Linked DNA regions of Homo sapiens: region 1 is linked to region 2. The links are chromatin loops, found by intact Hi-C in ENCODE. Cell type or tissue: sigmoid colon. All regions are shown on one strand. Links, peaks and the distances in the headings refer to the core of each region. The heading gives the core; the rest is flanking DNA. Region 1 overlaps PIP5K1B (phosphatidylinositol-4-phosphate 5-kinase type 1 beta). Region 2 overlaps PIP5K1B (phosphatidylinositol-4-phosphate 5-kinase type 1 beta).

What was found. Hi-C counts contacts between places; a loop is a spot of excess contacts. Peaks named below come from ENCODE experiments on the same cell type or tissue, not always from the same donor. Only the 100,000 strongest peaks of a DNase experiment are listed, where the experiment ranks them.
Region 1: a loop joins it to region 2, with 3 times the contacts of the local background. A loop is called at or near these places in 22 of 110 quality-filtered maps.

Annotation. Positions count from the first base shown.
Region 1 is chr9:68,783,732-68,800,143 of GRCh38, reverse strand. All of the region lies in intron 2 of PIP5K1B (phosphatidylinositol-4-phosphate 5-kinase type 1 beta), which reads right to left. It overlaps PABIR1 (PP2A Aalpha (PPP2R1A) and B55A (PPP2R2A) interacting phosphatase regulator 1), which reads right to left. Exons shown (of 1, transcript NM_138333.5): 1 at 14,578-16,412. It also overlaps the pseudogene LOC100421655. Among named protein-coding and RNA genes, the nearest start is that of PABIR1, 12 kb to the right of the region's middle. In sigmoid colon, for the core only: no CTCF peak of the experiment used is centred there; no DNase peak of the experiment used is centred there; H3K27ac peaks cover 378 bases.
Region 2 is chr9:68,838,065-68,854,476 of GRCh38, reverse strand. The region is part of intron 4 of PIP5K1B (phosphatidylinositol-4-phosphate 5-kinase type 1 beta); the gene reads right to left. Among named protein-coding and RNA genes, the nearest start is that of PABIR1, 66 kb to the right of the region's middle. RefSeq lists an enhancer at 6,481-6,660. In sigmoid colon, for the core only: a CTCF peak has its summit at 9,246 (motif pointing right); a DNase peak (open chromatin) is centred at 9,285; H3K27ac peaks cover 800 bases.

The sequences.
Region 1 (16,412 bases), core at 3,973-11,972, 53 kb after region 2:
CTCTAAGGAACCTGATATGGGAAGGCCAGGCTCATGTATGTTTTCTTTGGAAAAATATCTATTTAAGTCCTTTGCCTATTTTTCAATCAGGCTCCTTATTTTTTCTTTTGCTATTGGGTTGTAGGGGTTCCCTATATATTTTGAATATTAACCCCTTTTCAGATGTATAGTTTGTTAATATTTTCTCTCATTCCATGAGTTGCCTTTTCATTCTGTTGATCATTTCCTTTGCTCTTGAGTTTGATATTGTCCTAGTCCTATCTGTCCACTTTTGCTCTTGTTGCCTGTGATTTTGGTGTCATATCCAGGAAATTGCTGCCAAAACCAATGTCATGAAGCCTTTCCCCTAGCTTTTCTCCTAGGAGTTTCACAGTTTCAGGTATTATTTTTAAGTCATTCATCCATCTTGAGTTGGTTTTGCGTCTGATATAAAAGTCCAGTTTCATTCTTTCACATATGGATATCCAGTTTTCCCAACACCCTTTGTTGAAGGTACTATCTTTCCCTATTGTGTATTCTTAGCACTCCCGTTGAAGATCAATTGATTGTATATGTATGGGTTCATTTCTGGGGCCTCTATTCTATTTTATTGGCCTATATGTCTATTTTTATGAGAGTGCCATACTCTTTTGTTTACTGTGGCTTGTAATATATTTTGAAGTTAGGAAGTGTGATGCCTTCAACTTTGCTCTTCTTTCTCAAGATTGCTTTGGCTATTTGGGCTCCTTTGTGGTTCCATATGAATTTAATTTTTTTCTATTTCTATAAAACAATACCATTGGGATTTTGATAAGAAGTGCAACTAAGAGGACTTCATTCTTTTGCACAACTGTTGTGTACCCTAAAATTAGTCACTGATGAACAGAAGGTATGTACTACAGATAGAGAGTTTCAGTATTTTCAAGTATACTCCAAATGCTTTTTAAAATTACAGCCAACATATTGATGGAAGGTGTGCTTATCTCAAATATAATTTTAGCTGCATCCAGATTTCCCTAGCTTTGAACTTATATAGCCAACTGACAGCTCCCTTTAGAATCCTCAAAAACATATTAGAGATAGGTCCTAAACAAAACTCAAACACCTCTTTATTTCTGCCCCTGCAAACTTTCCCATCTCATTCAATGTCACTTCATTCCCATTTTTACTCAAGTCAGTAAACTTCATTTACAAAAATCAGTCATTCTTGATTTCTCTCTCTTTCTCCTTAGTATGCCCTCTCCCAAATCTTGCTGATTTCTCAAAACCATCTTTTGTTCTCCATCCTAATTGCTACACCTCAGCCCAGTCACCAATATCTCTTGCCTAGACTAATATAACATCCTCCTACTTGATCTTCCTGCTCCCATTCTCCACAAGGCAATAATGGTCTTAAAAAAGAAATCAGTTCAGGTTAGGCCTTGTGTAAAACCCTTTAATGTCTTCTTATGGCATTAGAATAAAATCTAGACTTCTGATCTTGCCCTATAAGACCCCGTGTGGTCTGTTGCCTGCCTAGCTCTCCATGCTTATCTGATGCTATGCTTCCTCTTGCTCACCAGCCTCCTTTCAATTCCCCAAGTGCATGCACATGCCTCCCCCTTGCCCATGATGATTCTCCCTGGCCACTCTACCCAAAGCAGGTGCTTCTCTGTGGTTCAAGTTCTCAGCCCATTGTTTATTTCCTTCCTAACATTTATTGTAATTGGCAATGATTTTACTAACTACTAACTACCTTTTATTGTTTTTGTCTGTTTCCTCTCACTATAATGTAAACTCCATGAAGCCAGCAGCTTAACATGTCTATTAGGAACTAGAGTGAAAGTTAATTCAGTTCAATGACTGGTCCACAGTGTCTACAGTAAGAGCTCAAGAAATATTTACCAAGTGAACAATCTTACAACCATCTTAAAAATTCACCCCAATTATTGCTCTCCAGACTTCTATCAATTAAGCTTCTAAAGCATAAACAAAAATTTCTTTCTTATAAGACAAACTCAAAACTTTCATTATACTTTGAGGAAGTTTAATTCAAATCTGGGCTCCAACAGATTATTTTCTTCAAATATTCACATTGGCTATCAAGTGGAACTCCACGGGGAATGAAAAAAAACCACCATGGATGCAAATTCAATTATTAAAAAAAAGGCAGTAGCATAACAGTACTCATGCCTTATTTAATGTGGAAAATATTTAAATAAGATCATTATGGCTCTCTTACAGCGTATCTATTTAGTCTAAACCTCTGGTTCCTTTCCACTATAAATCTACTTTGTTTGAAATCTCAGAATGTATAGCCCAAGGCTTTTCCAATGCTAAAACAAAACAAAACAAAACAAAACAAAACAAAACGGGCACAGTGATCTTTATCACATTTTGGAGTATTAATTACTAACAGCACAAAAAATTTAGCAGATAATTTGAACTATATATTCTTTATCTATTCTTTCTTCCAATCTCTTTGTGAATCTGTAGCCATAATTTCTAAGCAATTAAATCCAAGACAGGAAAATAGTATGTCATTGAGACAAGAAGTAGTTACAACAACTCCTTAATAAGCCATGTCCATTTCATCTGATCTTTCAGGGTCAAATGGTTTAGTAATTCCCTAAAAAGGAATAAACAATGAAGATTTTAAAAAACTGAGAAATATGGAAAAATAAAAACAATTAGCAAACACTACCACCATCACCAACAAAAAATTCAACCCAATACTTACTCCAAATGTTTTAAATCAACATTGCAATTCTTGTTTGCTGGAGAATCCTAGAATATACTCTGTTCTTTGCACATATTGAATGACACTCATCATGTACCCCTTGTCTCCCTGGGGAATGCCTATCCACTTATTAACCTGCTAAAGAGTTGCTTCCTCTGTAAAAACCTTTGCATTTCCTTCCTCTGGGTTCCTGTAGCATCTTGGACATATGTCTTTTACACAGCAACAAATAACAACAAAGCATCGTAGACATTAAACATATATGTGTGTACCACGCCAAGAGCAACTTAAGGACTTGTCCACTCGTCTTTGTAAGCCCAGGCCCTAGGACAGTGCCAGGTACATAGTAAGTATTCATTCACCACATTTATTGAAAAAATGAATAATTAACTCATCTCTTTTACTCCTTTTCCTAAGATCTATATATGGTCACCATATTTTATAACCCTAAAACTGACAACCATGATGTCATAAAGGGTTTTGGTGTCATTTTTAGGTGCATAAAATAGAAATATGCTAGTTTTGATGTCCAAATACTAGAATTTCTAAGATGTTTCACTGGGCTACTGGAGGGAATATTTGATAACTAACCTAGAAAACATGGGATCTCAAGTTGCCATAGCTATGAAAGACGGAAACGGTGGTGACCTTAAATCTGTGGGATAGATATCTAACTCTGGCTTCTTTCTCATCTCCCCACTTCCTATGCTCCAGCCTTTCTTTCATTCAAATGACACAATGGTAAGGATCACTGACTTCCTGGCAACCTCACTAGCCATGAATTACGGGTTGCTCTGGTTGAGGAGAAGACAACCTCGGAGCATCATTTCCTGATGACATTATCAAAACTCTCTAGTTTGGATCAAATGAGGAAAATGCTGTCTTAGATTCATGAAAAAATCTGAAATGCAGATTATGTTCAGAAAACTACACTTTTCTTCTTTTTTCAGTCACACACAGGAGCTCCAAACATGACCATCAAATAAATAACAAAACCGGTTCAGAAAGGAATGTTTTAAGAATGAACAAAGTTGAATTAGGTATTTTATATTGGCAAGTCTAAGAAATGTTTGTGGTCTTTAAATTTTAAAAGTTTGTTCAGATGTACATCAGAACATTGTAATTGAGGAAAAAATTGAAAACAAACTAAAGAGTAACAGTGGATTAACTGTGGTACATCCACAGAAAAAAATAACATGCAACTATCAAAAAAATGCAACTATCAAAAAAATGCAGAAGCATATTTAAAACATTCACTGTATATTACATGGGGAATAAAAGCTGTTTATGGAGCTGAATATACAGCAGGATGCTATCACCGTATGAAATCACATATACATATTTAGACATAGAAAAAGCCTGGAACAATATACATGAAGTGCAAACAATGGCATCTCAGTGAAGTGTACTACTTTTGCTTATCAGAACTTTCTACAATTTCTAAAATGAACCTGCATCGCTTCTCTCATTAGAAGGTGTAATTTGCCTGTTTCAGTATATTTTGTTATTCTAATCTTTTTTTCACATGATTAAAATACATATCTTATGAAAGTTTGCTCAAAAGTAAATGTCATTTAACTTCTCATCCTAATTATAGAACAAGGTTGATTGACTGTGTTAAAATTAAAGCAGATTTCTGAATTCTCTATGAAAATATGAATGAAATAGGAGAAACCCAGAAATTTTCATGAATGTTAGGAAAACTAAAAGGAAAGCTCACTGACTTCCTATATACCATCAAAATTGCAACACCATTTCCCTAGAAAGAGTTTTAGTCTGGAAGATTTCCTAAAGTCTAAAACATTTGCTAATGTGCAAATATTTTAAGACACATATCACAGATTTCTGTGAGCAACCATTCCACATATTTTCCAAGCGTTATCTATCACCATTAATAAACATTCACTAAGTTCTTTCTCAGTCAACTGGTATTAGGAAAGACAGATAAACTATTGTCCCTTTCCTTCAGGAAATTTGCCCTAAAGATAGGGGATTATTCCATATATTACATATATTCTTCGGGTTTCCATTTATTCAAGTTACCAGTTTTCTGAATAAATAACTTTACAATTTTATAGAGAATTCCTTTCTAATCCTTACTACTTTTTGTGATAAGAACCACTCCCATTTAACAGATGAAAAGACTAAGACACACAAAGATTAAGCAATTTGCCTAAAATCAGAAAGCTTGGAAGTCACAAGGTTAGGTGTGGAATGTAGTTCTACCAGCCTGTAGAGACACAGATGTTTTAACCATTAAAACACACACACACACACGCTCTCTCTCTCTCTCTCACACACACACAAAGTAAGGAGTACAGGCAGAAGGTAGTACACTGATTCAGAGGAAAACCAATACTACCTAGAGCCGGAAGGATCAGAGGACATTCCATGGAGTGCACGGCACTTAACTGACGTCTTGAAAGACAGAAATGCATTATCAGGAGAGATAAGCAGTTCCAGGAGAAGGCATTTTTCCCTGCTGGTTACAAATATGGCTTGGATGTCCCTCAGTCCTCTTTTGTAAAGGATCCAGACAGACTTCCCAACCCACAAGAAGGAACCTGACAATATTCTATGATTAGAAGGAAATCTTAGCAATTCAAAGTGAGGAAAATATTGTTTGTTTCCTATCATTACTGGTCCTCTCCTCTCCCACTATTCAGCAACAATTTTGCAAAGGAATAGGGAAAAATCTGCTCCTGAATAAAATCTAAGAAGACAATGAACTATTTTTTTTTTTTTTTTTAATTTACAGCACTCACTGAAGAGAAAAATGTCTCTGGGTTAGGAAACTGGGCCAAAGTTACAGAAATAATTGTGTCATGGGTGTGGAACTATATTTCAATTTATAAGTGGAAAAAAGTCATCAGGAGAAATAGATGACAAGGGAATAAGATGAACCAGACAAACCCATGAAGGAAGTAAGTCAGTAAAGCCCTTAGCTTGAACAGTTTACTCATGTTTGGAGTAAAAACATTTACTTATAAAATTGTTCCCTCTCACAATAATGCCAAAGAAAGAAAAGAAAGAAAGAAAGAAAGAAAGAAAGAAAAGAAACTGTCATTTATCCTTGATTGTTCCCCCAAGCTATAATCACATACGTGTAAAGGAGTATTTCTTGTGAAACACTTAATACCAATTTACCAATAAAAGGGGAGGAAGATGACCTTTCGCTTCAGTTCCTTTTTCACCTCAAGAATCTAGAAGAACCCACATCCTTCTTCAGCTATCTGGCTGTCTCCAATTGTGCTCACTGTATTCTATCTTAACTCCACTCAAGTCAGGCTCCAACTGCACCACTCCACCGCAATGACTCTCACACAGGTGACTTGTAACCTCTATGTCACTAAATGCAGCACTCAGTGATTAGACTTCATCTCACTTGTCAGATCAGCTGCAACTGACACACCATCACTCCATCTTCTCTCATGTCTTCTTCACATGGTTTCTAAAGCGCCGTGCTCTCTTGGTTTTCCTACCTCTCTGATTGCTCTAGCTTGGTTTCCTTTTCCTGATCTTTCAATGTTATAGAATGCTTCAAGGTTCAGTTCTTAGTCTTTTCTTTAATGACACTTTCCCCTTAGTGATCCCATCTACTCTCCTGACTTCACTATCCACAGGCAGATGACTCACAATTGTGTATTTCAGTCCAGCCCTCTTTCCTGAACTTGACTCAGGTATCTAACTGCTTACTTGATGCCTCCACTTGAATGTCTAATAAAGATTGCTTAACGTATGCAAAACTCAGCAGCTAATGCCACTCACCTCCACAGCCATAGCCCCTCCCCCCACCAAAAAATATCCTACTCCACCCATAGATTTCCATATTTCAGCTGATGGCAACTCCAATCCTTCCCGTTGTTTAGGCCTCAAACCTTTCAGTTATGCTTAACTTCTCTCTTATGCCCACCTTAAATCTACCAGCAAAATCTGTTGGTTCTATCTTCAAAATATACCTATAATTTAGCCACTTCTTCCACCTCCACCGCTACCACCCTCATCCAAGCTATCATCATCTCTTACCTGGATTGCTGGATAGCCTCCTAATTGGTCCCCCTGCCTCTACCACGCCCTCAGAGTCTATTCTCAACACAGCAGGAGTGTTCCTATTAAAATCTAAGACAGATCATGTCACTCCTGTGCTCAAAGCTCTGTGATGGCTCTCATCTCACTCATAAAGCCAGTGTCCTTCATACAAGATACTATGCCACCTATGTTTGCAATAATCCTCACTATTGCCCACCTCTCTAACCCCCCTCTAACTATTTTTCCCTTCAACAACTCTGCTTCAGCCATGCTGAGCTCCTGTTCCTTACACTATATGTGTATACACATACACTATATGTGTATACACATACACACATACACACTTTATATGTGTAAATTTACATAGTAATTTACTTATTTTTTATGTTTGTTACTGCCCCTCCTTCTACCCTGTTAGAATGTATGCAAAATGTGGGTTCTACAGGGCAGGAGTCTTTGTTTTGTACACCAAAGTATCCTAAGAGACTAGCCCAGTGTGAGGCACATAATCAGTGCTTTAATCAACATCGCTTAATGAATGAATTTCTAGTCTCAGCAAACTATAAAGGGCTCAGCCATGTGACTGAACTTGTTCCACTAAGAATCTTACTACATTCCTTTTTCTTAAAAAACATGTGGGCCAGGCGCAGTGGCTCACGCCTGTAATCCCAGCACTTTGGGAGGCCGAGGCGGGCGGATCACGAGGTCAGGAGATCGAGACCATCCTGGCTAATGCAGCGAAACCCTGTCTCTACTAAAAATACAAAACAATTAGCCAGGCATGGTGGCGGGTGCCTGTAGTCCCACCTACTCGGGAGGCTGAAGCAGGAGAATGGCTGAACCTGGAAGGCGGAGCTTGCAGTGAACCGAGATCGCGCCACTGCACTCCAACCTGGGCGACAGAGCGAGACTCTGTCTCAAAAACAAACAAACAAACAAACAAACAAACAACAACAAAAAAACACATGTGCCACAGTAAATGCTGAATAAATGCTTGTTGAATGAATTTCTAAATGGCACTGTGTTGTAAATGGAATAAAATCTCACCGCAAATATCATGAACTCAATAAAACAAAACAAAACAGAAACTGTGTACCATTTGTTCATCCATTTATCCATCTATTAATTCATCTACTCAACATAAATTTGCGTAACTATAATGTGCTCTGCATTATGTCCCTGTATTAGGGACATAAATAAAAGGCTTAGTCCCTATTTTTGCATGGGGCAAAGAGAAAAGAAACCATACAAATACAATTCAGACTATTAATTGCCTTTATAGAGGGAAGCCCTGGGAACAACAGGATCACAGAAGAAAGCACCTAACTGACCGTGGTTGTAGAGGCAGGGGCCATCAGGAAAGATGTGCCCCTTGAACTAAATTTTTAAGGAGTTAGTTAAGGAAAAACAGTTGGCAGGGGTTGTGGAGGAAGGAGGAAGAAGATGCCATTTTAAGCAGAGGACACAGCTTGTCTGAAAGCACAGCCAGTAAGCATATACAGAAAACACTGAACTGCAGGCAGCTCAGTTAGCTAGAGTACTGGAATCCAGGGGATATGTTGAAGTGGAGAGGTCTTTTACTCATACTGCATAGTTTGATTTAAACTTGAACTTCTGTGGTAGCCATTACAGTTGCATTCTCAAGTTTGTATTTTAGAAATAACTGAAAGCAAGTAGTATGGTAAACGGGGCCTTGAGAAAGACTATATAGAAAAGGTATGAAATTTAAATTCAGAGTTAGAAATGCAATATAAATTGGTAAAGAGCATCAGGAATTTTAATTCTTGACTCAAAGTAACCTGACAATTATAATTATATTATTTACCTTTTTTCCCCAAGAGGACTCAAAAGAAGAGAGCATCAAGGGAAAGAGACTCAAAGAAATTCTTAAACACATCCTGATTCAAATCCAAAACCTAAATGAAGTGAAACAAACAATGAAGAAAACCATCCTCAATGCCATTCTTTACTCAACAGGGAGTTCACAATAATAGTCCAAGAGAACATTTACAGTGCCAAAAGAAATACCCAATCCATCCATCATCCCCTCACTCCCACTCCCTCCCAAATATCTCATATTTTCCTTCCCAAAAGATACCAATACTCAACAGCTACTTGTCACTCCCAAGTTCTGATAATCCTCTTGGCATCTCGACATTAAAACCTTTCTTTGTCCTTAAAGCAAGGGAGATGGATTGCCGAATCCCAGGAGCGATTACCTCAAACAACCATTTTACTCTGCTGGGGCACAAAATATCTTTCTCAATTGTATTCTTTCACAACACGCCTTGCTAGCCAAGCCTTAAGAGGTTAGTTTGGTTTGGGGGACCACTGTAGGCAACTGGAAAAAAACCAGAATTATACCTGGCATTGATACAGAACCGAACTTCTGCGGGTAAACAAAAGCAATAGGTTCTCTGTTCTCTACTTTCAGTCATGTTGCCTTAAAATTTGTAAATGAGTATTTTTTACATCTCCCCGAGTATTTATTCTAGAAATTCAAAAAGGAGAAACAGAAATCAGGCACAAAGAGGTCCTAGGTACAAGTACCAAATACTTACTTCTCTCTTAGGGCAGCACTTGAAATCTGAACCGCTGATGCAAAATCAAAGCACAGCACACTTTCTATCTATATAGTACCTACATAGGTATATGCATAGTTCAGTATCATTTACAAAGCCCAAGTTTCTGTTTAAGAAAATGAAGGGAAAAATAGAAGAAAATCTAAAGTGGCAGGAAAGCTAAATATGGCTCCAGGAACGCAGAAAAAGGTCCACAAGGGTGAGTGAGTGGGTGCGTGTGTGTATGTGTGTGTGTGTGCGCGCTCATGTGCGTTTGGGTGTACATACACAAGACCCAATTATTTGACATTATCTGCTTAACCTTATTCTGTTATAAAATTATTTTCACAAACAAGCTACATATAGAACTAAAAGTCAGTGTTGAAGTGATTTCTAAATATTTACTGAACTTCTAAAAATAAGACTAACCCTTTGGAACCAACTGTGGTTTTTGATGGTTTGTTCCAAAATGTCTAATGTAGGGACATGATAGTATGAAACTGGAAGTCTAATCACCAATTCTGGAATGTTTTCAAAGGGAGGTTTTCCTTTTTCGGATCCTCTTACTCACCAGTGAATTGATTTTTCTATGAAGAAAAGTTTTTAAAAAGTAAAGTTTCTCAAGGATTGCTCAATTCCTCTGAATTTAAATCTCTACCTCTGGGGAGAGCCTCTCACAGGGAAAGAAGAGGTAAGCATGATCCTTCTTTGAATCTTGGTGTTACATTTTTCCTTTAAAAAAATGCCACAGTTTTAACTTAGAGTTTTTTAGGGGAAAGGAGGGGAGGGAAGGGTCAAACTGGTTGTCTTTGTTTCCCTAGGAATGACAATCTAGGAACAACCAAAGATACTGTATAAATTAAACATAGCTCTGTTTATATATATGTATATATTTAAAGAAAACAAAAAAATCCAAAATTTGTGGGATTGGTAATTTCAAATTTCAAATATAAAGTCAGTTAAAAAATATGTAAAGCAGAGCAGGGTGGGACCTGTTCATAAGGTGGAGCAAGCATCAGGTGCTCCGAGGAGTGAGGCCGGGTATTCAAGGGAGGGATACTTCAGGCTCGTGCAGTAGAGGAAGACTGAGCCTGGTCTTGAAAGATGGGGTTGAAAATCTGCAGAGTCCTGAGGCTTTCAGACTGAAAAAGGCTTTCCTTTCTCACCTGACAATCACAGTCTATCATGATTTATAGACTTTTCTTGATCAACTCCTCTGGAGATATTTTCCTGGAGAAACACTGGAGAAGTGTGGTACACTGTTCTGTTTGTGAATACTTTTTTGAGGTGCAAGAACAAGCTACTGAGGCAGAAAGTGTGCCTCCAGTTATCCCTACCCCTCACCACTGTCTCTTAAGTGTTTACCACCACAAGATCTTTTTTTGTGGCTGTGATCCAGATGGAGGTCTCCCCTCTATTTGTCAGAGTTTCTTCACTGAGTAGTGGACACATTTCAGGACTATGTTGGAGTCTGTTCAGAATTAGTGATGAAGGACAATGTGATTGTGATTTATGCGGCATCAGAAGAGACGCTTGGCAATGGGTTTCCAAGCTGACTCGTTGGCTACCGAGTCAAATATCCTCAAAGAAAAGATAAAGCCTCCCACTATCCTTCGAACAGTTGTCAACACCATCACAGGAAGCACCAATGTGGGTGACCAACTTCCCACTGGATAACTGTCAATGGTGCCTTGGCGAGGTACTGGGGTGAAATACACCAACAATGAGGCCTATTTTGATGTGATTGAAGAGATTGATGCCATTATTGATAAATCAGGTTCTACAATTGCTGCTGAAACCCAGGGGATGATTGATGCTGTATCAAGCTGATTGGAATGCCAGACCTTACACTTCCCTTCATGAACCCCAGGTGGTTGGATGATATCAGCTTCCATCCTTGTGTTTAAGTGCTGGAAATCTGAGCATATCCTTTCTTTCATCCCTCTTGATGGAAATTTCCGCCTGCTCTCTTATCCTGTCAGTGCAAAGAAACTGGTTGCAATCCCAGTGTATGTCAAATATAATATCAGTTTCTGAGACAGTAGTTCACTTGTATGCTTTGGAATAATGGTGGGACCCAAGCAGGCAATGGGGAAGACCACAGAGGGAGTGATAGTCACCAGCCAGATGCCCAAAGGGGTCCTAAACGTGAGCCTGACTCCACGACAAAGGATGTACACGTTCAGCCCAGTCACAGAGATGCTATTTTGGGATGTGGGAAAAACAAATCCCCACAAGCTACCAAGTTTAAGGAAGACCATGGGTCTTCACATTGGAGATTCCAAACCAGAACCATTGTTCTGTGGAACCACTATTTCCTTCTATACTCTTTAATTTTTTACCTATTACTAAAAAACAAAACAAAACAAAACAAAACAAAAACCTTCCTGATATCTTCCTCTAATATGATAAAATTAACTTGTAGTTAAGATGCAGCAGCTGGCTATTTCTGGACTTAGGGTCATCTGGATATGTATGGAGAAAAGTACAAACCCTTTAAGGGCATAAAATACATGACCAAAGCTAGAAAGTTCCAAGTTTGAACCTGAAGGGAGAGTCTGCAGAGGGAAAAGTCATGAACACTTTTTCATTTCTTATCTAAAAGTAAAAAGTATCGGCCTGTCTCCTAGGACAGTCCCCTCCTGGGCCCACACATTCCTTTTTCCCCTTAGCCTGCAGTGCTGTGGAACTAATCAAGGGAGGAAAGGGTCACCAGGGAGAACTGGACAGAACTGAAACACAGCAAAACCAGTTCTCAAGGACAAGGTGTGTGATGGGGGTAGAGATGCTTGATGCTTGTGTAACTATTTTTAACATGGTTTCTACTGAAAAAGACCAACATTTGTTGCTTGCTTGGCTTTAATTATCTAAAGCTGACGAAAGACTTCTTTGTTGATTTTTCAAGGTAGAAAGATTAGAAAGAGGCTGGGTATGGTGGCTCAAGCCTGTAATCCCAGCACTTTGGGAGGCTGAGGTGGGTGGATCACCAGAGGTCAGGAGATTGAGACCAGCCTGGCCAACATGGTGAAACCCCGTCTCTACTAAAAATACAAAAACTAGTCAGGCATGGTGGCACATGCCTGTAGTCCCTACTACTCAGGAGGCTGAAGCAGGAGTATCACTTGAACCCGGGAGGCGGAGGTTGCAGGGAGCCAAGATTGCACCCCTGCACTCCAGCCTGCGTGACAGAGCGAGACTCTGTCTCTGAAAAAAAAAGAAAGAAAGATTAGAAAGAAAAATTGGAAGAAAAATGAATGTTAGGTCAAGGAAAGGTCTGTTAAGGATCTGATCTATGCAGGAGAAGGAGGAGGAAACAGAATTAAAGAAGAGTTACGAGACATCTTTAAATGAAAGATTGGCAAGAAAAGTAAATAAATTCTGTATTAAGGAGGGATGGGAAGAAGAGTTGGTTTCTTTCTGGTCCTTCTGCTCATATATAAAAAACACTTGTACTTCTACAAAAGGACTGGAGACTTCTTAAATTCGAGTCCACTATTGACATGAAAACCCTAGTAGAATCATATTTTCCCTCGAAGACTGTGATGATATCAGACTAGTTTTCAGACACTGCCTGTTGCTGGCCTTTAGCACTTGGGTCTCATCGTCAGTGAGAAGGTGGCCTGCCTTCTTTCCATGGTGGCTGCCTAAAATGCTTCCTTCCCTAACCCAACTCAATTCTACTCACTTCCCTTTACAGAATTCACCAGCCTTTTTCCTATTACCTGATCCTTCCACAGGATTTTCTAAAAAGTAGGAGAGTTTCAATCCCATAACCGCAAAAGTAGGAGAGAAGCCAATCCCATAACCGCAGTGCAGCCAGAGGTTGCGTGTCATGGTATTGGAGAGGGCCGACTCATTTTCCATGAAGGTAGACATGGCTGTGAGTGATCTCACATCTGCATTTGTCCATGCGGGGGTGGTACTGAATCCCAACCTTCCGGTTGGAAACTCTTCCATCAATCGCCTTAAGAGAATGGTTACCGTGGAGGGTATGGTTGCTCCGTGAAGCTGCTTGGTAAGTGGTCATTTCCTCATAGACTTTTGTTTTGTACTCTACTCTACCATGTATTTACAACAGTTAGCTACCAGTCCCTTTTCGTTCTAAAACAAAAAATTTCCCCTAAATCTTTGAATAAAATTAATGCTATAGGGAAAAAATACATAAAGCTGTGGAACCATGATTTCCTTCTATACACTTTAATTTCTTGCCTATTACTAAAAAAAAAACTTCCTGGTATGTTCCTTTAATATAATACTGTTTTAAGGAATGATTACCTATCATTTGATTCAAAACAGAAGTAGCAGCACTAGTAAAATAAAGCAAGTTGCTAAAGTTAGCTGGGAAATGGTCTTCAAGTTAATAATAAAAAAAAGTTTATAATAATAATAATAAAAAAACCAAAAGGGCCTAAATTCAAAAGGAAAAAAAATAGACAGTAATAGGGACTTGAGAAAATGGCCTTGGTTTTCTCATCTCTTCAATGGGAATCCATAGCACCTGCCTCACAGGGTTGTCATGAGGATTTTAAACACTCATAAATGTAAAGCACTAAAAATAGTGTCTGGACCCATAGTGAATGCTCAAGAAATATTAACACATCATTATTATTATTACTGGCAAAAACTCACGTTATCAGGCCATTTATCACTTCCTACCCAGGAAGGCAAATGGTCATAAGGGAATCACAATCTGGTGAAAATCTTGGCTGCCACGCAATGATAGCCTTATTTCACAGACAGCATACTGAAGACACAGCTCAAGATTTCTAAAATCTGGAAGGAAGAAGTAGTCATTAGAGAAGGATCAGTATTTCTGATTTCTAGAAGGGGGCTATCACCTATAAAAAGAAGAATAAGGCTTGTTTTGCATTTGCCAAAGGTGGACTTGAATTGAATGGTGGAAGTTAGAGGGAAATGTCTGTTCACTATAAGAAAGGCTAACATCAGAAACAATCGCTTCATAAAAGGATAGCCTGCTTTGAAGGATATTGTACTGTTAACTGAGTGTGAAAGCAGGAGTTTCATCCATCAAGGATGCTAATTGCCCAGCATCTTTGTAAGCACATTGTGTACGAACCCATTCAATCCTCACCACAGCCACCCTGCTCCACTGTCTATATTCCTAACCACCACAATTCGCTGCCTACCTCCCAGCTCTGGAATCCTGGGCAAGTAACTCAACCTGTGTCTCCATTTCCTCATTTATAAAATGAGGATAATGATAGCACTTGCCTCAGATGATAGTGATAGATTAAATGCATTGATATATTTGCTTAGCACTTAGAACAGTCCCTGACACATAGCAAGTATTTTATTACTTTTTATACAAAGGTCATTTCAACTTTTAAGAAAATTTTTTTACTTGGATGGCAAGTTACAGAAGCCACAAAGAACTCTGTCTTGGCTACAGTGAGCAATCTGACACAATTTTTTACCAAGTAAGTGGCACTCAAGGCTTGCCTTCAGCCCTGATTCTCTAACAGCCATGAAAAATGTGGGCAAAACTGCTGGAGTGAGAGACCTACATTGAGACCAGATTCTCTATACTTTGTCATGGCTGATAAGGTAAAGCCCTGAAAAAAGTGGTCTAGTCCATAAGCCTCTGCTCCCTTCTCTTATCCTCAATGCCTCAGCCAATCATTCAAACTACACTTTCAGCAGAACCCTTAACTACTTCACACACTGGGCTTTACCTAGTACCCACTTAACCAATTCCCAAACCTAGTCAATCCAACCCACTTCCTTGTGCCTGCCATCCAACTGCAACCTGGCATCCATCATAGCCTAATAAGCCTTCTACTTGTCCTTAACTTACTCCTTTAGATTCTCAGAGGCAACATTAAACCTTTACTGCACTCAAGCTTCCAAATGATCTCCTGTCCCTATCCTCATGTATCTTAGATTCCTCAATAATTGGAAAATAGGCACAATCAGAAACAAATTCTACTTTTCATATACCTACCTCCATACTCCTAAACCCCTGCAACAACAAATCAATTCAACATTTATGGATATCTTTGCCTAGCCTTTTCACTCTCCCTCCTGTTTCAGAAGAAAAATAAGTTTCCAGACCTCCTTTCCAAGGCCAACTCTTTCTTCTGTTCTCTGGTGCTACTCAAGAAATGATCATCATCTTCTTGGTTCAATTGTCTGGCAACCATTCCCCTGACTCCCACCTCTGTTAGATCTTCAAAATTGTTCTACTAATCTATAAACACACCCTGAAAAAAAATGTTCTCAGACTCACTTTCCTCATTTAAGTCTTGATTCCTTCCCCAATTTTATTGCCAAATAAACTGGTCTCTTGCTACAGGTATGTAACTGGTTGAACTAATAAATGTGAATCACTGGAAGGCAATCTGATACAAGTTATTCTTGATTACAATCAATCTTTTAAGTATGCTTAAGGGTCCTAACATCCAGCAGCCTTGGAGTTAATGATCTTTAATGATTTCTCCCATTTATACTGTGTTTTTAACAAGCATAATAAAGGAAAATATACCAGAGGTTTATTAAGTATGACAAACTGTACTTTAAATAAATGTTGCTATTGACTTTAGGACTTCTTGCACAAAGTTTATAGATTAGCAATACTAATACCTTAAAAATGCTTTTTGAAGGATAATTCTTACACGAGCTAAGTAAGCCCTTACAGTCTACAGAATAATGATGGACGTTATGAACAATACTATGATAACGTAAATTGTCCACATGCCCTTAGAACCTTATCTGATTTAAAAACTTCCCATCTATATAGAAGAATAAGCTTACAGAAATAATGTTTCCATACCTTCGGGGAAAAGGATCTAAAATAGGAGAGAACATGATGTATTTAAGGAAAAGAAAGGCAAGCCAGTGAGGGCGAAGCACAGAAAACGAGGGGGGAGGAGGGAAGGACCAAATTCCTCAGGGCCTCCTAGCCCAGAATTAATACATTTTGGCATACTCATGAGAACAGGAAGCAAATGAAAAGCGTTCAGCTGGGAGATGGAAGGATCAGGTCCGCAATTTTAAAAGAATGACTCTAGTTGCTGTATGGAGAATGAATGGATAGCCGACCAGAGTGAGTGTGAGGAGCACAAGTGGGAGTTAGGAAGTTGCTTCAGAAGCCTAAGAGGGAAATG
Region 2 (16,412 bases), core at 4,899-12,898:
ACGGCAGGTCTATGACCCTTCTGGTGGCTTCTGGAATAAAAGGTCCTGTCCAGGTATGGTGGCTTGCACCTGTAATTCCAGCATTTTGAGAGGCCAGGGCAGGAGGATCACCTGGGCCTAGGAGTATGAGATCAGCCTGGGCCGCATAGTAAGACCTTTTCTCTACAAAAAATCAAAAAATTGGTCAGGCATGGTGGCGGCACCTGTAGTCCCAGTTACTCAGGAGGCTGAGGCAGGAGGATTGCTTGAGCCTAGGAGGTAAAGGTTGTAGCGAGCTGTGATTGTGCCACTGCATTTCAGCTTGGATGACAGAATGAAACCCTGTCTCAAAAAAAAAAAAAAAAAAAAAGTTTTCTGTTTATTCCCAGTCATAGATCTGTAAAAATGGTCTCATCTAGACATCTGGTATGTACAGTCCAGCTTAATAATAATAATAATAATAATAATAAAAACTTATATATGCTTTTGGTAGCCATCTCTCTCTTCCCCCAGCTTGCCTGGCACAAGCCGGCCTCCAGCAGTGGGAGGGGCTTGGGAGCCTCTCTTCTCTTTTCTGACTGGTTGCTAGAGGGAGGAGAAAAGAGGTAGGAAAGGTGTTTTTTGAAGAGTACAGTTGTAAAATGTACCAGGAACTGAAAAGGCTGTCCAGGTATGTATCTTTTTTTCTTGTGAGGTGCTCTCATGGGGTCTGCAGTTCTCCCCCGCAAATGGCTATTGCATTCCTCTGCCTGGTAGTTTCCTGTTGTTTTTCCAGGTCTTCACATAGACAGGACTGGGGTGACCCCACATTAGCTCTCTCTAGAGCTCAGTGTCCTCCAATGGTCACATATCATTTGCCTGGAACACCCACCCTCCCCAAGGAGCCTTTTTTGGTTTTGCCGTCATCAGAGCAGCTGACCAAAACTTCTCTTCTGAAAACTTTCTGATTTTTCAGAAAAATACTATAGTCTATTGCATCCTCCAGGCTCCAGGGAGCACACAGCACACTCTTCAGTGGTCTCACAGAAGCCCCCTTCTCTAGGCTTGAGATGGTGGGCAGACCCTCTCCCAAGCCTCTCCCTTATGTGGGTTACTCATGACATATCAACAACTCTTTCCAAATTTCCTCTTCCATATCTCACAGTGGGCCAGCCAGGCCCTTTCATAGAGTGGGGTGATCATTCAACTGGTCTTAGACCACCTCCTTCCCCAAGTTCTACATGGCAGGCTGGCACCTGAACTTGGAATATGATTATGCTTCCATCCCTTCAGCTTGTATTGTGTGGGACTGATTCACAGGTCCCGCTGATCACATGGGGTTTGGGCCAGCTGCATCAATGGATTGCTCACTGTGTTCCATTCCACCTGCCATGTGACTGCCAGACTCATCATTCCAAGGCTCTCTTTCTGTTTTTCCTTTTAAAACCACCTCCCAGCATAGAAGCCTCCACTAATTTTTAACCATCTGTAGAAATGAATCCAAATTCTTTGCTTGGCCTTCAAAACTTTCTACAATTGAGTTCCTGTTAATGCTAAATGCTGTAATAAATCAATCCTCAAATACCAAGTCCTATAAAAAAAAACACACCCCTAAAATTCAATGTCTTGATTCAAGAGAAGTTTATTTTTTGATAGGACCTAGTCCACAGTGAGTGTCTCTGAATGATAATCCACTTGCCTTTGTCAGGTGATTCAGAGAGCCTGGCTCCTGCATCCCTGTAGCTCTAGTAGCCCCTAGGATCGTAAAATCCCCCCAGTCCAGCTGGCTGATAGGAGAAGTGAGAGAATATCCACTTCTTCCTACCTTTGCCAGGAAGTGACAGTGCAGGATATCTACCCCAGGCCTGTCCCTCAACCCTCCTTCACCCTGCTCTGTGCCCTGGGTTACCATCAGTAAGGCCACATCAAAGGGCTCCCTCTGGCTTCTAGTTGGGTTTGGCCAATGGGACACCATGGCAGAAGACTGGACGGAGGTTTGAGAGTGAGGTCAAAGTGTTTACTTCCATCCCTCCCTCCTTAAGGGTTTGACTCGGTCTGGTTGTGTCCTTCTAAAGGTTACAGCTCCTCTCTGTGGATCTTTCCAGATGATTCCTACTCTGGGATCTAGAAATAGTGCCATTCTCTTACCTTTTTATGGCTTGGGGGGCGGTGTGGGGGAGGCGGGTAACAAGGTACATTTTGCCTCAAGACACTGAACTACCCCTTATGGTTTCCCTGCATTTCTCCCACATCTTTGCAAACAGAGTCTTTCTTTTTTTCTTTTTTAAAATTTTACTTTGAGTTCTAGGATACATGTACAGAACATGCAGGTTTGTTACATAGGTATACATGTGCCATGGTGGTTTGCTACACCTATCAACCTGTCATCTAGGTTTTAAGCCCTGCATGCATTTGGTATTTGTCCTAATGCTCTCCCTCCCCTTGCCCCTCACCTGCCGATAGGCCCCGGTGTGTGATGTTCCCCTCCCTGTGTCCATGTGTTCTCATAAAAAGAGTCCCTCTTAAATTCCTTCCAAATTATCCGATTTAAGTGTGTCATCCTTTAACTGCCCAGGTCCTACAGACAATGACTCATTCATAGCACACCAGTAAGGATAAGCCACACGGCCTGGCTCAGATGCAAGGAGGGCCGGCTCTGCAGCTGCTTTCCAGACCCAGCTGTGCTTTGGAAGAGGGGGCACAAACTCTGGTGGACCAGTTACTGTTTTGGCCACAAGCCAGAGATCCTCTTGCCTCTATGCAAATCCACCACTTTAGCCAAACTGTCCCACTTAAACTTGCCTTGTGATTTCTGGTCTCTGCATCCACTGATCTCTGGGCTTTCCATGCTGTCCTTTTCCATTCTCTTTTCAGTATCCTACCCACTCTTCCAGGTCCAGCTTTACCAATCATGCCTCTACACAGCCTCTGTTCATTACAGGAGCTAAAACCGGTTACTCCCGTCTCCCAGTATGAATCATTTCATACGTGACTTTTGGGGTATTCTGTTATTTTCATGATTGGCAACGACATTTCTGATATAATTTCTGCAGCATCTGCATTTTCAAAAATAAGAATACTGGAGTTCCATTAAATGATGGCCTTCCCTAGGCTGGCACGAACACTCCATGTGGTGAATTTGCCTTATAACAAGGTTATTCTGACACACTAGGCACTAAACAACCTTGGAAGAAGCCCAACACAGATCCACTTTATATTTAACTTTCCCTTTTTATCAAGCAGCCTTTTAACAAGATCCCAGTATATCCATCTGTTTGATAGAAGATTTGCTTCTCAACATTTAATAGGAGAGGCAGAATAAAGAAAAAGTGTTTCATGGTTTCTTTGAAATGATCTCCACCTTAATTTGATTGGCAGCAAAGCATGTTCCCTCATTGGAAAGGAAGAGCATGTTAAGTAAACACTCCTCATTAACAGAAAAATACTGTACTCTTAAAGTATTCATAATACAGCAGCATCAAATTATGGACACTTAATTGCCCTAAAAAGAGACAGGCCATCAACTGCAGATGAAATTCTTGATTTAGGATAGAGCTGTTATATTTGCTGTATATATTTGCTGTTATATTAGTCTTTCAGAAATATTACACTTTAAACTGAGATATTCATTATAAATGTAACACAGTATAATATCCTTAATACTATTCTTACACACTAGGGAAGAATATTTCATTTGTCTGTGTATTCAAATAAAAATTGTTATTTATTTGATATAAATATCAATTTAGATTCAATAGATTAAAATAAGACAGGATTGACTTTTCATCCTAGAATCAACCAAAATAAAATTTGACACAATCTTAGCATGTTTGATTTCCTGGTAGAGGACTTGTTATTTGAAAGGTTATATATTAGTTCAGTGCTAAGCACTGTTTTGGGGGAAATAACACAATGCTTATAGCGGATGTTACTGGTTGTCTGCAGCATCTATTCTCTTCTTACTTAGCAGTTGTTCTTCAAGAGGCTTGACTTTACCCTCAGGGACATCTGGCTGTGTCTGGAGACAATTTGGGTTGTCACACCTGGGCAGTGCTCCTAGCACTGATTGGACAGAGGCCAGGGATGTGCTAAACATCCTACAATGCACAGAACAGCCCCCCTCAACAAACAATTATCTAGCCCAAATGTCAATAGTGCTGAGGTTCGGAAACCTTGTGATATAGTAATGGATTTCAACTGGGTATTTTGCCTGGTTCTCTTTTAGGTAGGTATCATCACATTACTATTTTCTGGCTATTGAGCTGGGACAGGAAATGATGTGTCCGACTCCTAGGTCACGTCCTCACCAGGAAGGGGTGTGCTGTGTACAGATGTGATGGACAGAGATGAAGTAGGCTTCTTTAATCGCTTTTGTTAGCTATACATTGAGAATGGTAGAAAAACAAGATAGAAACCTAGGCCCCTGAATACCCTGCAGAGGCAAGTAAATGACCTCTGCACTTCATGCGTGTGAGAAATAAACTTCAACTTAGCTTAAGCCATGGTCATTCTGGTTCTTGTTTTGATCTATATTCCAAGCGCATATACCCTATGGACCTATAACCAAATGCTTTTTACCTGAAAAACAATATAGGCTCAAAAATATATCAGACTGAAAGATAAATATCCATAAAGATACCATTGCTCAATTTAGAAAGGTAAATTGTAGCCCATGCTCATTGAGAAAAAGTTAAAAAAAAACTCTTAACTACAGAAAGTAAAACACCAATGTGCCCTTCTCACACTTATTCTTGAGGGTTAACTACTGTCAACTGTTTAGTGTGTGTTTGGGGCTTTTTTCTCTACACACTGAAAAATACATGTCTGTATACACGCATTACAGATAAAAATGAGGCTGGGCGTGGTGGCGCATGCCTTTAATCCCAGCACTTTGGGAGGCCGAGGTGGGTGGATTGCTTGAGCTCAGGAGTTCAAGACCAGCCTGGGCAATGTGGTGAAACCCTGTCTTTACAAAAAATGCAAAAATTAGCTGGGTATGGTGGCTCTTGCCTGGGGAGGCTGAGGCAGGAGGATTACTTAAGCCTGGGAGGCGGAGGTTGCAGTGAGCTGAGATCGTACCGCTGCACTTCAGCCTGGGTTGACAGAGGGAGACCCTATCTCAAAAATAAAAATAAAATTAAAATGAGACTGTACTATTCATACTTTGTTTCAGCTTGCTTTTTTTTCCCCCAAATACTATGCTTCCATCTATACAGATCTCATTATTTGTAATGGTTACATAGATTTTCATAGCTTGTATGTACCACAATTGTTTTAACTACTCTCTTATTGATAGACACTAGGGTTCTTGTTCTCTCTCTTTAATAGAAAATAATGTGGTGATGAATATCCTTGTTCATATACTCCTATACATTTATTTCTTGAATATTTCTTCAGCTTTGATTCCTAGAAGAACTGATGAGTTAAAAAAATGCACATTTATACTTTTGGTAGGTACTGCCAAGATGTCTTCTACGGATTTCATCAATTTACATACTCACCAACAGAGTGCTGTGTAAGAATGATTCTATCCTCATACTCCTACCAATACCAGTATCATCAATATTGTTAACTTTTGCCAGTCTTGTTGTTTTAGTCTCCATTTTCCTGATCACTAGTGAGACAGATTCTCTTTTTGTGTATTAATTGTATTATTTGCTCTTAACTTTATAATTTTCATTTTTTTATGGTTATACACTAATAGTCATGTTCAATTATTTTACAGCAATTAAAGTTAAACTGCATTTGTAAAATAGTCCCCATGGAAGCTCTAAAACAATAAAATTTCCATGCCTTCTCTTAAGAGTTTTGATTATTAAAATTGTATGCTCTCACAGGGCAGAAACTATAGCTATTCTTTATCATCTACCAAATAAGGTTCTTGTTTATTCCTTTTTATAATAAAATTTTACACTTCTCTAGCCTTTTTCATTTAAAATTTAAAATAGTCCTTTAGAAGAATTTACACCCATATTCACAATTAAATATATACTTTTGCAATAACAAATAAGGAGTGTGTTCCCTAATTGGCTCACTGGGATGCTGGACTCTTGGAGGAACATGTAACAGCAGCTTGTGGGTGAAGTGGGGGTTGAGAAACACACCTAGGCAGAAAGATATGGAGAAACTGCAATTGTGCCTGCCTACCTATGTCTTTTAAAGTCTTACACTGTAGGGCCAGAAAGGACCTGTAAGATGGGCTTCCCTGAAGTAAGAAATGATCAGGTATCTTTAGGTGGAATCTTTTCACATTACGGTAGTACCTTTCTTGCCATAACTCCACTCACTCTTCTTTTGATGGGGAATGAATGGAATATGTTCATGGCTCTTTTCACCATTCTATTAGCTAGCTGGCCTTTCCTGAGTACTTACTGTAGTCCAAGCCTTGTACAAAATTACTTACTCTTGATTTACATAAGATGAAACTGGCCCAGAAAGACAAATCAGCTTATCCAAGGCTACACAGTGAGGAGGTGGCAAAGCTGGCCCTTGAACCTAGATCTGTTAACCCTGAGTCCATGCTCATAACTGTCATACCTGATGTCATAACCCCACATAGAATTACAGAAATAGCAGCTTTGTAGTTTTGTGTTTCAGTTTAGCACAGGCCCAGCTAAAATATGTGGCTACTCCAACTGCTTGTTTATTGGCTACATGGGCCTGTTTCCAAGCAATACCAAGCCAGCTTCTACTCTTTTAATTTGCATTCTCCTTTGACTGGCAAATCCATGGTTAACTCTTTGCCCATAGGTGTGGAGATGGGTCAGGGCCAAAGTCAAACCTCTGCTCTACAGAGTTCTCCAGGGGCATATCACAGCCCTCTGCCATGTCAGGTGCACAGACACATGGGCACTAATTGAAAAGGTGTCCTATATGGGGCCAAAGTGGAAAGGTTTCACTATAACATTGGGAATCTTTAGAATAGGAATTAGAATCTAGGCTGTTTACCAGCTTTAAGTAAAACAAGATTAGGACAACCAACCTCCCCTCAAAGAAACCCTCAGCAACCTCCACCCTCTCATCCATCCCTTCTGGCCTAATGTTATCCCCACCTACACACACACACACACACACACACACACACACACACACACACACACACACAAAACCACTGCTGTTGTTGCTGATTTAGGGAATGAGAGGGGATGATTATAACTCCCTTAAAAAGGTGGAAACCAGCATGGAAACTTAATATACTCTGGAAATATCAGTGGCATACAAGATCTGGTTGTTATCTTTTACCGCCTATCCCAAGAGACTGCAAACCTTTCTTTTTCATCCCACCAACTGACCTCTTCAGTTTTAAAAAGAAGAATGTATTTAGCTAAGGAGGGGAAATAAACCAGCATCTCTCAGTGCTCTGATAGTGTTCACTGGGCCACTCGTCACTATTCTGCAGTTAATTAATTCAAGAGATAAATCTCTGACTTCATAAGACAGGAGGACTTAATTGCTATCCATTTACCCAAACAAAAAGAAAAAAATAAAAATGAAGCTTCTTATTGGGGTAGGGATCACTGGATGTTTTTTCCCACTTGTGCCTCAATTTTGGTCCTGCAGTTTTTTTCTTGATATATAAAAGACATAATGAGGACTATAATAAATGGTAGTGAAACAGGCCTAGAAGAAATCAAAATAGTTTTTCTCTTCCTTTCAAATCTCTACCAGTTTAATTCTTCCTCCTCTTAATTTTCATAGTAAGCTGTAAGGGTTGATGATAGGGAATTATACATACATGTATTATATCACAGATGTCATTATCTATGTTAGAGGAATAAATAACATTTACGAAATAGAAAAGCAAAGCTCAGGGATCCAAGGTTTAGAAGGAAGAAAGGGGCAGGGTAACTGTTGCTAAATGAGATGGAATCATACATAGAACAAAAACACTTTCAAATTGACGATGCAGTGATTTTATAGACTGACAGTGAGAGGCATCACTTGCTGTGACTTGCTGTTTACCAATCTCAAATCATTTTTCCATATGCCAGCCCTAAACACTCCTTATAGAATAGATCCAGCAGATGTAAGGACTAAGGAATGACATCAAGAAGGGATGAGGAAAATGGCTTCTCTCTAAATTCATAAGAATTTAGAGGCCAAGCTGTCTTTTCTGAAAGAGTGGGGGTGAAGACATCCCTCCTTTAATAATTGAGTTATTTTAAATGACTGGCATAGCAATTGTTTACAGTACCATGTGCTTTGTAGTTCTGGCCATATTTCTGGAAAACCACAGAAGAACAATGCCAAGAGAATTTTAAACAAAACAATCTGAAACATTAATATCAGTATTTACCTAAAGGGGCTTTAAAATTTAGAATGTAGGTGTTTCCTGGGTAGAAAAAGACTGGTTTTGAGTATTTGAAGACTCTAATGCAATGACTTCCATTGAGATATTTTAATACACATATATTTTATTGTGTTAAGTGCTTATTTTGTGTAAGATTAAGTTATTTGCAACATTTATTTCTCACCATAACCCGTATATTACCCCCACAGATGAGGAAACTTAAATTCAGATGGATTGTACATATGAAAGATAAATCCTAGATCATGTTTTACAAAAAGACTATTAAATGGAACTCTTCCTAAATGTGTACATAGACTAACATACACAAAGTTCATTTACATGTTTTTCAAGAATCTCCATAACCTGGGTAAAGCACTGAAGGTGGGGGATAATTTTGAATATTATGCATACTTTCAAGTTGGGATTAAGCATTTTTTGTCCATGTAACCTCACGTTTCAAGATCTAGGATTACATTGTAGTCAAGATGCTATTTTCCCCCCTACACACTTTCTCTTTTAGAACAGTGGAATACAGTTTCCAAAATCCTCTATTTCTGAGCCCTGTACATTTAAACAAATAAAACAGCCACGTTAGGCCTTCAGCTTCTCCCACCTGCCTGCAGCTCCCACGCTCCAAACTCACTGGCTTTTCCTCCCTGGCCTTCGGGATCCCTATCCTCCTTTCCTCATAACCTTTAAAATTACTATGTTTCTCCTGTTCCCGGAGGCCAGGATCAGCCCTTCCGCAAGGAAAGCAACTAAGGTCTTCGGAAGAGATGCACTCTCCTCCAAAACCCAGCTGGCTACCCAAGCTGCAGATAGGATGAAAGAGAACCCCCACGGCTCCACGGCTCTGGCTCTAGGCTTCTAGCTCTTCTTCTACCAACCAACTTTTTGACCAAAGGTAGAAAAAGAGAAGTATTCACAGACAATGACTGTGGTCCTGATTTCATAAGCCCCACCATATTAATTTACAAACATGGACAGACATTTGGGATCACCAACACGCAGCACAATCAGTTTCAGGCTCCTTCTGCCACCAGGGGGCTGTGAGACTCTGAGACAGCTTCATTATAGCACGGGGGCTCACTTTCCTCCTCTAGAAAATGAAGGCAGCTGGCTTAGAGAATTGCCAAAATTTCTTCCTCCTCTAAAATTCTACACGATATACGACTTTCTGATTTCATTTATTTTTCAGTATAGGTGGTCACTGGAAGCCACTTGTTTTGTATGATTTAACATATTTCATTCCACCATTTTCTAGATGTCTGTTTTTTTTTCCCTCCCACTTACAGTTGCTGCTCTAAAAATGCAACAGAAAGTAATTGTATTTTGCCTTCTTTGGATTACAACTCTTAGAGACCGATACTGAGAAAGGAGAACAGGCAGTCATTTTTCTCACAAGTGGAGCAGGAGGAAGCAGCCTTGCTTCACCCATGTGCAATTTCCAGGAGTACCAGCTGGGTAGAGGCTGGGCTGCTGCTTATTTCTGTTTAGTCCTTTTCTCTTGAACTCTGAGAGAGCGTTATTAAATTGTTTTGGTTGTTGCCCAGGTCATAAAAGTTGGTGTCAGAGCTACCAACAAACACCTTTGGCTCTCCCCCATTAGATCTCCCCCATTGGATCTCCCCCACTGGATCTCCCCCATTGGATCTGGCCACCAGACTCGGACATCTTTCTGGGCTGTCAGGTGATGGGCCTGTTCTCAGCAGGTTTCCAAGAACCCCTTGACTTGATCCCAACAAGCCAGTCTTCTAGTGGCCCAGTCCCAAATGCACGATTATTGGCTCCTGCTGCTACAACACAAGTGGAAGTGCCCGATGCATAGTTGATTGCTCAATAGAGGGCTGCTTCCTTCCCCCTTGGTTCCCCCTTCCCAGGCATGATTAGAGGAAACTGTGGTGGGTTTCTGCAGCCCAGACCTCTGACCCCACACTCTTTCCAACAACGCTAACCTATCTGCCATCTAACTACAATGCCTTGCTCAGAGCTTAACTCAGTGTTGGCTGAATGACTGAGTAGATGATATTGAATGAATGAAGATCATCTCAATGCCAAGCTTCCATGAGCCTATGGACACATAACCCCTACTGTAAGGCCTCTCTCTTGTTTAGGCCCTGCAGCAGCCAACTTTCAAGATGTACACAAGTAATCAGTTATCAGTCTAAAAATGTTTTGTTCTCTTACATGTTTCTTGAGTCCGTTGCACAAAAGGCCTGGCCAACTACTGACTTTATCTTCACCTCCAGTATTCTGTGCTTCCTCTAACAACCTCTGCCTGTCTCCTGAGCCACACATCCAGCTTCCCCTCTTCCCAGGCCCATGTTGGCAGGGCCCGTGTCTGTGCAGAATCCGTTCATCTTTCTCCCAGTACGAATATCAGATACTTGGCTCCAGAAGGTTACAAGAAGGGTTGCTTGGAAACAGGTTGGCTTGTAAAAGAAACCTGGCATGGTATATGGCTGAGGGGAATTTTCTACAGTCTCGTTGGGTAAGGAAATAGGTTTTCCCAACAGGAGTAGAGTGGCTCACTCTCCGAATTTAAGTGAGTGAAAGAGGCCTCAGTCTCCTCCATTTACCACCACCAACCGGGGCTGCCTGACAGAGGGATGGGTGGTCCTGATGCTGGACTTCCAGTTGCTGATACTTAACGGGCTTGCCTGGTTATGATGTGTGGCCATGGAGGGGAATCACCTTGCCATCAGCCCTACACAATAAGCATGATTGGAAATACTTGTGTCTGTATCCCATGATATAATTTCTTTGGAATGTAACCACCTGGCAATGGGGAAAACCCCCAAATATGGAAATTTTTTTTCAAAAATTTAAAAAGGAACAAGGAAATACAAATCATTTTTACTACATTGGTCTGTGAGTAGAACATGGCGCTGAGGGAAGGCTCTAGCAGCCTCCTAGTCATTTCCTCCCTCCTTGGACTCTTTTCCTTTTTCAGACACTGCTGCCATAGCGGTCTTTGCCAAGACTTGTCCATGCTGAGGCCCAATTCCTCCCCTGGCATAGGGTTCCCTGACTGGGGCTGCTTGTGTAAAGAATGGATCAGGGTAAGGCACTCCTTAGTTCTTTGTATTCACAATCACCTTTAAAAATTCTATGTTTGGTTATCTAAGCTTTATCAGGACCCCAAAGAAAAACAATACATAAAAATCCTCAACCATAGGACCCACAGACGTGAAGGGCAGAGGGAAGCTGGTTTTTAACTCTGGTCACTGAGAACAGAGATCTGAGACAGCAAGTGTGGAAGCAATACTGGGACCACCTTGGCTCACTTCAGTTCACAGACTATACCAGGTATGTTTATTCCACAAGCCAAGCTGTTTCTAAATTAATCAACTGTCTATATAGCCTTCAAAGCCCAGTATCAGATAAGTCATAAATTCCTGTAGGCCAGGATTTCTCAACTTTGGCACTATTGACATTTTGGATTCGAGACTTCTTTGATGTGTGGAGCTGTCCATTGTAGGATGTTCAGCAGCATCCCCGGTCTTTACAAATGGTGCCTGTAGCACCACTTCCTCCAGACATAAAAACCAAAAATACCTGCAGACAGTAATAAATGCCCTCTGGAGGGGTGGTGAGCAAAATCAGCTCTGGTTGAGAACTAAGACTTTGTCTAAGTGCAAAACTCCCATACCAAGGTACATCCCCCTTCTATCTATAGGTGGAAGTACAACATCAATGCTTGTTGTCTGCATATATGCTATCCACATCAATGGAGTGTCTCATATTGTAGGTGTGTCAAGAATAATGCTTTAATACTCCACAGTTTTAACTCACATTTTGTTTCACCAAGCCAAGTGCAAAACACTTGAAGTGATATTACTATTTTTAAAAAACAACCTTGGGTAATTTGGAAAAGAAAGTGCACTTGCTGTTGCTTTTGTCATGATCCTTGTCTTTAAAAGTGCTGCTGGTGCAGTGTGTGTACCACTGTCCACCCTCCCTGCCTGTCCACCCTCCCTGCCTCCATGGACACATGTGCACGTAGGCACTCACGCAAAGGCTACTGTGTCCCACAGCAGATGAAAGCCGGGTTCTCAAGAGTAAACCAGGCAGGGAGTATATTAGCCATCCAAGCATGAGAAATGCCCAAGTGGAAACCAACATGAAGGCATCTTTGGGGCACATGGTTTGATGGTGTCACCCCAGTGAGTCCATCAGAAGTGCTGGAGATGAGTGCAGTGGGCTGAGAAACGCTGAGGGCCAGGGCCCAGGACCTGAGCCACAGTGTGGCTTTCTGCACTCAGCATACTCTTGGACAAGGGACTTAAGGTATTTGGGCCTCTGTTTTCTCGTATGTTAAAGAACGGTTTTATCAGAGCACTTCCAACTCTAACAGTCTAAGTTTCTAAGAATACAATGCAGAAAATGCCACTTCCACCCACCCTACAATCCTTCTTCTTTCTAAATTAATCATTTCTGCTATTTCCACCTCAAATGATGGTCACTATTCTCAATTCAACAGAAACTGCAAAAAACACACAGAATATTCAATTACTTTCAAGAAAAAAGGTCTGTCTAATCCTGTCATCAGAAATGATGACTTTTATTCCTTTTTTTTGTCCCAAGTTAAATCTCTGTGGATAGCTAATGTTCCATTTTCAAAGAACTATTAAAAAATCCATCTAAGTTTATCCAAACTGTGGGACGAAAGATGGAAAATACCAGTCCCATGGTACACATGAAGTCACTGGCCTATTTATAGCTCTCAACTGTAACCTAGGGATCACTTGACTCTATACCCCACGTAGAGATTTTCCATATATCATTTCCTTCTTCTGGACATGCTTCATAAACATGATCTGCTTCTGTAAACACCAAAGAAATAATATAGCAAATGGTTCTGTGGGAGATGCATAATAATCCAGGAAATGAAGGGGGCCACATCGTCTCCAGCAGTGAGTTCAAAATTTGATTTTGAAAATTCTGTTCAAACATGAATTGCTTCATGTTAACAGTAGTAACCTGAGCCACATTTGCTTTTCAGTCACAACGTGTTGCATTTGAAGCCAGGTTCATGTTTATGTCCCAGAAAGTGATTTCTTATTTATGTAAGTTGATTACAGGGAGACTTAGGTATTGAAGGTACATTTATTGAGCACATCGATTTTATGGAAGGAGTGAAGTAGAAAAGGGAAAGAGAAGAGGAGAAGGAAATACAGACCTGAGACAGTGATGTCTACACCTCAGGATCACAGTTGGTATCTACTGAGAGTACCAGACAGACTGACAGTAATGACAAAGGCATAACAAAGAGCTGCAGATGCACAGAGGAGGACATTGTGAAATTATATGGTGGCAGACAGAACAATGTCTCCCAAAGATGTCCACATCCTAACCTCTAGAGCCAGCAAATATGTAACCTTAGAAGGCAAAATATAATGTTACTTTACAAGGTTGCAAATACGATCAAGGTTGATGAACAGCTGATCTTGAGTTAGGGAGATTGTCCTAGACTGTCCAGGTGGGCCTAATGTAATAATATGGGTTGTTAAGAGTTAAAAAAAGAAGAGGCAAAGGAGCGGGTGAGTGAGACATAATGTAAGAGGGACTCAATCTGCCATTGTTGGCTTTAAAGGTGAAGGAAGCGGCCATGAGCCAAGAAATGTAAGTGGCCCCTGTGGAAAAGGCTTCTCTCCTAGAGCCTCCATAAGGAACACAGCCACACTGACACCTTGATTTTAGCCCAGCCAGAAGAATACTAAATGTCTGTTCTACAGAACTATAACATAATAAATGTTTTTAAGTCCCTAAGTTTGCAGTAATTTGCGACTGCAGCAATAAGAAACTAATACATATAGCAAGTGTGAAATATTTTCTTTTTTTTTTTTTTGAGATGGAGTTTCATTCCTGTTGCCCAGGCTGGAGTGCAATGGCGCGATCTCAGTTCACTACAACCTCCGCCTCCTGGGTTCAAGCGATTCTCCTGCCTCAGCCTCCCAAGTAGCTGGGATTACAGGCATGCGCCACCATGCCCGGCTAATTTTTGTATTTTTAGTAGAGACGGGGTTTCACCATGTTGGTCAGGCTAGTCTCAAACTCCTGACCTCAGGTGATCTGCCCGCCTTGGCCTCCCAACGTGCTGGGATTACAGGCATGTGCCACTGTGCCGGGCCGTGAAATACTTTCAATACTTTTAGGTCCTGTTTACTTGAGGCACCCGAACATTTTCACTCTTTATCCCACTAGCCCCAAGAGTTGATGCTAATTGGCACTGGGTTGAAATGAAGGAGACTGGCTTGCATCTGTGTGGTCCCAGAAAGTGGTCCTAGAGGACAATTTGTTGAATAAATGAATGGGTGATGAGTTTATAACAAGGAAGAGTACACACTTGGCCATCTGGGTAGAAAATGGTCTTGTCATGACCTCTCTGGAATGGAGACGACCATGGCTGGACCTAACAGGAATACAGCACCCTGGCATTTCTCCTCCTCTTTCTGCAAGACGTCTCCATCTCAGGCTCTGGTTACATCAGGGCTCCCCTAGGCTTGAAGGGCCGGTGGGATGGCAGCACAGTGTCATGTTTTATACACATTCAAGTTAATTTTCCTAAATTCAAACTCTCATGACAGATTTTGATAATTTTCTGTTGTATTCACTTTGCCAAGAACATAGAAAAGGGGGAGAAAATCTCTACTTTTTCCCACAGAGGATTAATCTTCCTAAACCTATAGAGTCATTTGAGTTCCTAATCCACAGGGTGTTTAAGGGAGGGTGGGAAAATATGCAAGATATTATTGCCTTTGCACCAAAGGGAAACCAACTCAGGTTTTCTCGAAAGGAGATGTAACCTTCTCCCCACTCTTTACCTTCTTCTCTTTCCCCGTCCCAAGGCATCCTGCCTGGCCTTCATAAAATGACTGCTGCAAGAGATGATCACAGAATAAAACAAACAAAACCACCACCACCAAGAAATCAAGAGACTTCAATGGCATTTAGCAGTCAACCACACCCCAAATTTTGCAAATGAAGAAGCATAGGCCCAAATATAACATGAAATTACATTAAAATTCTCAATAAAAGGAAAACAGAGATGAAAAAGCACAGACTTTCAGGCAAAAGAAACACAAGCTTTTTCCCCTCTGCCAAAACCAAAATTTCTCAATGATTTCAACAAACTGCCCACCCCAAAATAACTTGCAAAAAGCACTAACTCTTAAGATAATTTCCACACATTACTCTGGTATGGGGAAGTGATCAGTAGACCCATAGGAAGAAATTTTAAGACATTCTCCAAACTATAAGGAAATAAAATGATCCCATTCATCTAAACTGATATAAAATCTGAATTAAATAATATTTTAAGAGAAACATGATTTTATTATTTGCTAGTACTTGGAGTATCTCAAAAAGCTAACTGTGTTTACAATAATTGCCTTTCCATGGTCAGCTTAAATTATATGAAAAAGCCAATATTCAATAAAGATTTTAGTTAATTAATTAAAAAATTTATTTCAAGTTTTATTTTAGATTCAGGGGTACAAGTGCAGGTTTGTTACCAGGTATAATGTGCGATGCTGAGGTTTGGGGTGCAATCAATCCTGTCACCCCATTACTGAGTACAGTATTCAATAGTTTTTTCAACCCTTGCTCCCCTCCCTTCCTCTCCCTTCAATTATGATTTTTAAAAAAGTTTTAGTAAAATTGGAGGCAGAAAAAAACTTTCTTAATGCAGAAAATAATGTTTCAAGCTAAAAGACAACAGTATACTAATGGAAGCACTAGAGTGACACTTCCCAAATGTACGTGACCAAGGGATTTTTATTTATGTATCTATTAATAACTTGTGTGTACAAAGAATGCACTCTTGGAAACAGTACAAGAGGCATTTGTTTTTTAAAACACAAGTAAGACAAGGCTGTGCTGTTATCACAAGAATTCTTTGATACTGTTTTTGAATATCAAATTAATAAGACAAGCCAATTACAAAATATTGGTTAGAAGGAGAAAAATGATAATTTACACATTATATGATTGCTACCTAGAATACCCAAGAATCAGTCATGAACCGAGTAGAATAGTTAAAAAAAAAACAGGTTGTCAGTTTACAAAATAAACTCACATAAATCAAGATCTAACGTATCCCCAGTCAGAAAATGTAATGGAAAAAAAAATCCCATGCGCAAAAGAAAAAAAAAACCTCAAA